Regions from separate parts of the Homo sapiens genome. Here region 1 is linked to region 2. Evidence: read pairs that join two places in POLR2A ChIA-PET (ENCODE). Cell type or tissue: Panc1. All regions are shown on one strand. Each heading gives the region's core, and the rest is flanking DNA. Links, peaks and the distances in the headings are about the cores only.

What was found. ChIA-PET counts read pairs that join two places held together with the same protein. Peaks named below come from ENCODE experiments on the same cell type or tissue, not always from the same donor. Only the 100,000 strongest peaks of a DNase experiment are listed, where the experiment ranks them.
Region 1: POLR2A ChIA-PET joins it to region 2 with 6 read pairs; 2 of 35 experiments call an interaction of 5 or more read pairs at or near these places.

The regions. Positions count from the first base shown.
Region 1 is chr3:13,214,211-13,218,601 of GRCh38, reverse strand. It overlaps a transcript of IQSEC1 not described here. Among named protein-coding and RNA genes, the nearest start is that of IQSEC1, 140 kb to the right of the region's middle. In Panc1, for the core only: no CTCF peak of the experiment used is centred there; a DNase peak (open chromatin) is centred at 2,449; H3K27ac peaks cover 357 bases.
Region 2 is chr3:13,123,180-13,127,570 of GRCh38, reverse strand. It overlaps a transcript of IQSEC1 not described here. Among named protein-coding and RNA genes, the nearest start is that of IQSEC1, 52 kb to the right of the region's middle. In Panc1, for the core only: no CTCF peak of the experiment used is centred there; no DNase peak of the experiment used is centred there.

The sequences.
Region 1 (4,391 bases), core at 254-4,253, 91 kb before region 2:
AAAATTTTAAAAACCTTTTCCCTTTTCCCCAGTCATGAGTTGTGAAAAGCATCTTGTGTGTTAGTGCAGCCACTATGCTGTCTCGGCCACAGGCTTCCCACACCTCCCGCCAAAGACTCTGTTGCCTTGGAGAGCAGCACCTTTTGAATGGTTCGAGTAGTTTTCAGATGAGTTATTCTGTCTGTCTTTTTCTCTCACCAGCCAGCTCATTCATGCACACACCTATGAGTCATTCATTCTACATTCCATGAGCACCTGCTGTATAGCCAGCACTGAGCCAGACCCTGGGGACTAATGGGATTAAAAAATGATCCCAACTTCAAGGATTCAGCACAGCAAGGTCCAGCCGCTCCCCACCCATGCCTTGCCCCAGGCCTCGCACACCTGGGAGCACCATAGGTGCATGTGGAAGGAAGTCAGCACACAGGAGGTGCTAGGTCACTCCTGCTCCCACCCCCGACACAGCTTTGTCAAGGTTCCCAGCCTCTGCATGTGGGAATCCTGGAATCCTAGAATGCCGGAGCTGCCAGGGGGCCTCGGAAGCCAGGGGTGCACCTGACTTTAGGTGGGGGGCTAGCATGTGATGATGGTGCTGCTTCTAGATGCTTCGGGTGCTGTGTAGAGGTCAGGTCATTACATCCCAGGTCTTTCCAGCTCTTCTGGTTCTGTATGGGACAGTGGCTCAGTTTGGTGCCAGTCTGGTGTCTGGGCCTCTTTCAGGGATCAGCTTGGGGTGAAACAGCAAGAGTCTGGAGCAAGAATGTGATGTCATTGTTTTGTGTTCCTGGTATTATTTTGAGCATTCTTTTCTATTTCAAGTAATGATAGTATTTTACATTTAAAATGTGAATATAAATAAAAGTGAATTTTCTTTTCAAAATACATTTAAGTAAAGGAGTGAGGCAATTTAAAGGAAAATACTAAGTAGTTTATAGGGACATGGCACAAAACTGGAGATGGGGCCTAGAATGAATCAAGTTGGGGAAATTTGGAGCCAGCCAGACCCAAGGCTTCTGGACCAGCTGTGGAGGTGCCTCCATTATGCTCTCTTTCTGGAGAGCAAGTCCCTCCCAGTGGTTTAAGGCAGAAGCATTGTGAAAAAAATGGTGTGAATGGAGAGAAAACTTGGTACTTCCACACAGTGGACTACTACTCAGCCCTGAAAAGGAACGATCTGCTGGTGCACCCTATGTCATGGATAAACCTCAAAAACACAATGCCAAGTGGAGGAAGCCCCGCCACCAGACTGTGGCATATGGAAGTCCTGAAAAGGCAACCCCATAGAGATAGAAGTAGATTAGTGATTGCTGGGGGCTGAAGATGGATAAGGGAATGCATTGGATGTAAATGCATGAGGGATCTCATTGGGAGAAGAAAACATTGTAAATCTAACATTATGGTGGTAATTGCACCATTCAGTGAAAGTTACAAAAGTCATTGAATTGTAAAACAAAACAAGCAAAAAAGCCTGAGTCAGGTTCACTCTGTTCAGTTGGATTTTTTTTTTAAAAGCACTAAGAATAAAATCAAAATCATCTTTTGTCATCTGTAATGGGGGAGAATGTCCTTCAGGGCTCTTCTCCATGGCAAATCCTTTGTCACCACCATTGGGCTCCTGTCATCAGCTAAGTTTTGCAGTGTGTTCACCTTGCCTGCGTCGTGATATGCTGTGTCCTATGCCATTAACTCTTCTAGGTCAGTGTGACCTAAACTCATCGGGAGAAAGCGTCCATATGTTCTGGAGTGGGCAGGGGTAAGTGAAGTTAAATGTGTGTATTCCATGTGCTAATGAATAGAATAGCATTTTGTTTCTCCACGGGGAAGAGAGTGCATCCGGGTGTTCTGTCCATCTGTCTGTCTGGACCCACTGTCCACTGCTCACCATACTCTGTGCCCTGGAGGGATGCCCTCTCTCACTGGCTTCCGCACCCTCCAGCTTTCTGGTGGGTTTACTGATGGGAGATCAGTGGGCAGGATGGAAAGAGGCTGGGATATTCATTTCTCTAGCCCCTCCTGCGGTCCCCCTGTCCCCAGCCACAGCTCCCCTCTGCAATCCCTTTGGGTTCAGGTGACTGCTCCCTCTCATCCCTTAGGTCCAGGGAGTGGACAGCTCGTCGCTCTGCTAGCCCTGGGTGTGTCTCTGGGGGGCTCCCTGCCCTCACCTGCCCTCTGTAAGCCGTCCCTTCATGTGGCTGGCTCAAGTGGCCCCTTCCGAGGGCCCCCTGTCCCCTGCTGGTAATGAGTCCTAAACATATTTGACCATGTGTTCCTCTGGGAGCTCACATGGGGCTGCTGGTGTAGGGGATGCTGGTTGGGAAATGCTGTTCTACAGCTGCGCTGTTGGCTGCCTATTTTCCCACACTGCATGGGTGCTGTTATTACATATGCAACCTCCTACCGTTGAGCAATTGGTCACTGCCAATCTTTGCATCTTTGTGCAATGACTGTGTCCTTTGGATAGATTCCTAGAATGGCCAAAGGACACGCCCACTTAAAGGCATTTCCAATAGGTGTTGGACAGAGCTCTGGAGGGCCTGCCCAGCCCCAGGAAGTGGCTCTACCCGTCTTTGAGGGCATCATCCCCTGCACATGGTGTCTGGATGTTTAGGAATCACTAAGAGAAGCAGACTTTGGCTGTGAGGGCTGAGACAGAGATTTGGTTTGGAAGCCCCGGGCCTGGTCTGCTCTGGGGCTCGGAGGATACTTGTTCTGTGAGCTCCACAGCAGATCCTGCCTGAAGGTCCCTGGCCCTTCTCAACAGGAGACGTTTGAGAAACGGGCTCTCCTCTCAGCCCAGCTGCTCCCCAGCTATATGGCATCAGCCACTGTGGAGGGGCTCTGAGCTTATGTGGGAATTGCTGATCATACCGGCCTCTCTGCCCAGCCCGTGCCAGGGGTGGAGTGCAGTGGCCATGTCGGCCTTCTCTGGGCCCCATCAACACATCCATGTGTCATCCATGCTGAGAAGATTTGGTAATGCCCTGGTGTTTTATTATCTGTGCAACTTTGCCTCCCTCGGCCCCAGGACCAAAGAGGCGTTTATCAAGCCTCTCAAATGTGCAGAGAGCTCTGTCTGGCTAATTGCAATTGTGAAGCTGTTCAGACTTAACATGGATTTTAAACGAAACTCTTGCAGTTCTTGTTCTTTGCTTTTCTGAGGGAGCCTGAGGCTGCCCTTCATGATGTCTGGCATGGCCAGAGCCTGAAGGTGGGCGCCAAAGCTCCGTGTGCTCCTGGAGCAGGTACTTTGGTTGTAGGCTGATGATCTGTGCTAATCTAGTTGGCGTGTCCTCTCGATTTCATCAGGCAGCCGTGTGGATTTCTCTGTCCTCTGGGCAAGGCCTCTGGTCAGCCATTCTGAGCCTTGGCCGCTGGTTTATTTGGAAACCTTTTCCATCCCACTGGCGGAGGCTTGGTTTGATTTTCCTCCATGCTCCTGTCTTGTGTACTGCAGGAGCCTGGCACAGGGGAGGGGTTGGTGGTAAAGAGTCACCTTCTCTTCCCTTGCCAGATGGTGCACAAGGAGCTGCATCCCCACCACCTGCCTCTCGCCTCTGCAGCCTTTGCATTCAGTAGGCACTTACTCATCCTGCCAGCCCTGAACCATGTCTGAGGGCCTAGTCTAGGTCAGGCACAGGGCTCAAGATTCTACTTATGGGTGCAGTAAATTCCACTCATCCGTTCACTCGGGTGCCTGTTCATTCGGCTAGTGCTCAGCAGAGCCCGACGTCGGTCCTGGCGCTCAGCTGCAAACACTGGGACCTGCTCTTGCTCTTTACACAGAAAGAGAAGTTCCAGAATGCCAGGTGCCGCACACCATCTGGAAGGTCAGAAAACCAGCTGCATGGTCAGGCATGGTGCCCAGCTGAGACCTCAACACCGCTCCCTGGAGACCGTGCTCCACCGGACACCAGCTCGTGTGCCACAGTGGCCCCTTGATGGCACCGTGGCCCTGCTCTTGCCAGGGTGGATTCCTGGAGGTGCCCCCTCCTCACCTCACAGGCTTCTGCTAGGATTCCTGCCCTGGTTCGTCCACCTGGCAGTGAGAGGCCCCAGGCTGCACCCACGTGCAATGGAGGCCATGAAAGGGAGTTTCCCATTTGTTTCTTGGAGGAAGGAGGGCTACGAGGAGGGACATGTCCCAGATTCAAGGCAGGGGGCCACGGCCAGAGTTCTGGCTCGAGCTTGCTGCAGCCCTGCCGTGTGCCTGCCTGTGCTGGCTGTGGGACGGGGTGAGGAGTCGGCCTGGGCAGCTCCTGGACAAGGGTGTTGGGAGCAGCAGATGTGGTGTTCCGGGTCCTCTGCAGAAGGCTGATGTTAATGACTCAGACAGGGTTAGTCTCACCCGGCCAGGGCAGGTTGGCTCTCAAAGGCTTAGAAGCCCCTGCAGT
Region 2 (4,391 bases), core at 135-4,134:
AATAGGAGGACTCACTCTACCTGATGTTAAGACTTAATATATAGCTACAATAATCAAGACAGTATGATATTGGCAGAGGGACAGATACATGAATCAATGGAATAGAGAACTCTGGTTTTTTTTTTTTTGTTTGTTTGTTTTTTTGTTGTTGTTGTTGAGACAGAGTTTTGCTCTTGTTGCTTAGGCTGGAGTGCAATGGTGCCATCTCGGCTCACTGCAACCTCTGCCCCCAGGGTTCAAGCGATTCTCCTGCCTCAGCCTCCCAAGTAGCTGGGATTACAGGCGCCTGCCACCACACCTGGCTAATTTTTTTTATTTTTAGTAGAGGCGGGGTTTCACCATGTTGGCCAGGCTGGTCTCGAACTCCAGACCTCAGGTGATCCACCTGCCTCGGCCTCCCAAAATGCTGGGATTACAGGCGTGAGCCACCGCCCCCAGCCGAGAACTCTGAAATAGACTTACACGTATAAGCCAAAGTGACTTTTAACAAAGATGCAAAAGCAATTTAATGGAGGAAAAATAACCTTTCAAACAATGATTCTGAAGCAATTTAGATATCCATAGGCCAAAAAAGTGAACCTCATACCTTATATAAAATTTAACTCAAAATGGATCATGGACTTAAAACTATAAAACTTTTAGGAAAAAAATAGAAAATCTTTAGGACCTAGGGCTAGGCAAAAAGGTCTTAAACTTAATACCAAGAGCATGATCTATAAAAGCAAAATGTTAGACTTCATAAAAATTGAAAACTTTTGCCCTGCAAAATACTGTTAAGGGGATGATACTCAGCATCATTGCATATTAAAGAAGTGCAAATTAAAACCAAAGTGGCATACTACTACATGCTGATTAGGATGGCTAAAATGAAAATGGCTGACCATAAAGTTCTTGTGAAAATGTGGAGAAATGGAAACTTTCATCATCTGCTGGTGGGAATGTGAAATGGTATAAACACCTTGGAAAACAGTTTAACAGTTTCTTAAAAGGTTAAATACACACCTACTATATGATTGAGCCATTGCACTCCTAGATGTTTACCTGAGACAGATGAAAGCATATGTCCACACAGAAAACTTGCACACAAACATACTTAGCAGTGTAATTCAAGATAGCCAACAGGTGAAAGTGACCAGATACCCCTCAAAGGGCTAAAGGATAAGCGAGGGGTAGGACATCCGTACAGTGGAATGCTACTTGGCAAGAGAAAGAAATGAACTTTGATATGCGCAGCAACTTTGATGGATCAAAAGTAATCATAACCAAGTGAAAGAAGCCAGATTACAAATGCACACCATATGATCCCGTTTATAAACAAGTCTAGAAATGCAAACTAATCCTTCTAGAGGCAAGAGGGAAGGATTACAAAGAGGCATGAGAGAATGTTTGAGGGCATGGATATGTTCCATCATGAGTGTGTTTCACATGTGCAAATATATGCTAAAGCTTATTAAATTGTACACTTTTAATATGTCCAGAGTATTGTGTGTCAATTTTACCTTGATAAAGCTGTTAAAAACAACAACAACAACAACAAAACCAGCTTCAGGACACAAATGAAAGTTTCCCTTTAATATTGAGAACACCAAATCTCATTTTTAATTAAGACTCATGCAGTGCAGGAGGCATCTTTTTCCTCTGGTAGTCCCAGTGAGAAAATTATCATCACCATTCCCAGGTGGCCAGGTCCCTTTTAGCAGGACCGCACTGGGAGGGGAACACCGGGCAGCCCATGGCCCTCAGCTGGCTTCGGCTCCTCCTTGTCCCGTTGTTTTTCCTGGCCAGGGCATAGGGTGGCAGAGGTGTCTGGAGTCTACATTCCTTCTGTAACAAGTGCCAGCATGAGTAGGGCCCTTATCCCCCACAAGCGGAATCCCAGTATGGTGGATGATGCTGTTATCTCATTGCACAGATGGGGAAATGAAACTAAGACCCAGAGGGCTGTCCAGGGACAAGGACACAGCTTCTAAGAGATTTGTACGGGATTCACCCTGGGCTGTGCAGCTCCAGAGTCCTTGTTCTCAAGCGCCACACTGCACTGCCAGCTCTGGCGGGCTGGTTCCCGCACCTCCAGCACTGCCCAAGCCCTGTCCTGCCACCACCGCCTGCTCCGGGACAGACCGTGAAGGAGGGAATGCCTACTCATTAGATGACTGTGATTTAAGCAACAAGGCAGAGAAAATGACCTGGGAGCAATGACAGAGAGCAGCTGGAGGGCCTCACCTGGTGGAGGTGGGGGTGGGAGGTCAGGGAAGGTTTCTCTGTGAAGGTGATGATTAAAAGGACACCTGAGGGTACGTAGACAGCCACAAAAAGAGCTGAGAAGGCACATTCCAGGCAAAGGGACTAGCAGGAGCAAAGGCCCCTAGCTGGGGGTTTGCTTGGCATGTTTAAGGATGTGGAAGACAGATGATGTTATAAGGATTCAGTAGGCAAGGGTGAGGGGTGGCAGAAACCATGCTGTAGAGTTACCCAGGGGCAGTGGGGAGCTGCGCACTGCTGCAGGCAGAAGGGTGGTGCTGTCTGAATTTTGCGTTAAAAGGTCCCTCTGGCTGCTGTGTGGACTGGAGAAGGAGGATGGAGATCCCTTAGGAGGCCTCCCTGATGCCCTGGCCAAACATGACGGTGGCCAGGCCAGGATGGTGGCACGGAGGTGGTGAGGGCGGGTGGATATGGATCGGGGACCTACCCTCACCATAATGCTGAACGACTGCTGGCAGGTGCTGTGTGGGGCTGAAGGCAGCCACTGGGAGGAGGGCATGGCCCATGACTGAGCCAGGACAGTCTGGGGGGGATCCAGGAGCTCCCATGGGACGTTTGCCCAAGAGCATCGCTGGTCTTGGGTCTGATGGGCGGGGCCCCCGAGCCAAGTACACCACGAATAATGACAGTCCCGCCAGTGCCCTTTCTTGAGCTCTTAACATGTGGCAGCCTTGCCTAGCCACCACAGCATGGATGTCTCTTCAATTTGCACTTTGCAATCCAGTGTGTGTGGAAGGGGGCAGTGCCATTAACATCCCCACATCACGGATGAACAGCTACTCTCGGTCTCTGTTTTCTGTTATCAAAGGAAGGGCTCCAAGCTCTACAGTCACTCATAGAGATCCATGGACCGCCTTGCAGAGCAGAGCCTCAGCAATCACTGGATGTGATCTTCCTTAGAGATGAAGAAACTGAGGCTGGGGAGTAGAGAGTGACTTCCCATGGTTAACATTCTAGAGTCCTCGAATTCTCTACTTTGGAGGCATAAGCAATGTTGGTGAGCTCGGTGGGGGCCCTCGTGAGCCCTAGGAAGCTGGGTCCCCCCAGCCATTACCATTTCCTAAAGCAGCCAAGGTGCAGGTGAAGGTGACTTGGGTCCTGATGCTCTGCAGTCACTGCCACTCCCCCAGCCCCTGGAAGCTGTCTGCACTCACAGCCAGTTGCAGACGAACCCGTATACCCTGATGGAAGTCTTTTCTGTGGAACGAAGCAGTTGCTAGCTCAGGGTGCAGGCCCACACCATGCCTGCCGGTTATGACAGCAGAAGGTCAGGTTGAGTTGGCAGCATCCCTTGGCCGCTGTTGTTCTCAAAGCTGTCATACCCAATGCAGAAATGAACAGGTGTGGCTGCGTTCCAATAAAACTTTATTTACAAAAGCAAGCCGCAGGCTAGATTTGGCTCGAGAGCCATGGTTTGCAGACCCCTGATCCACATATGCTAAATCCTGTCATAACCTAGAGTCTGTAATCAGTCTCGCCAGGCTCAGCTGAGCAGTGACAGGAGGCTGCAGGTCAGCGCAGGGCTCTGGGTTGGGCGGGAGCACAGCCAGGCTTCCATCCTTCCTTTCCCACCTTGCAGTGTGTTCCTGAGCAACCTGCTTCACCTCTCTGGGCCTCACTTTCCATAAGAAGGCTCAATCAAGGGGTGCAAACTCAGGGGTCTGCAGAGGACGCTTGGCCTTGTACCTGACAAAGGCTGGCTGGTGGCACTTGGGTACCTAAAGTTTCAGCCAATCATTTCCAGGGGCAATGCTGGCCAAATTTTCCAAAATGGCGAAGTCACAAGGCCACATTTGGACTTGGAGACCAAAGGAGGCCCTCCACATACACATGTAAGACCTCCCAGTCGTATGCCCACTGGCCCAGGCCAGCCTCCCCTGTAGCCACAGGCCACCGTCCCCATGGGAACCGGAAAGACCTGACTCCGCCAGCACCAGCCTTCAGTGGGGCTGTTAATGTCTTTTTATTAGAAGATGTCAGAGACAGGCTTTCCCACAGACATCATTTACAGGTTTGAAATAAATTATGAAGGGGCACAAATATTAGAAATGAATTCCCTCCCCTGGACTGGACACCTGTGTTCATTACTGCCTGGTAATAACCTTCAAAGGCCTTCCGTGTTGAGCCAA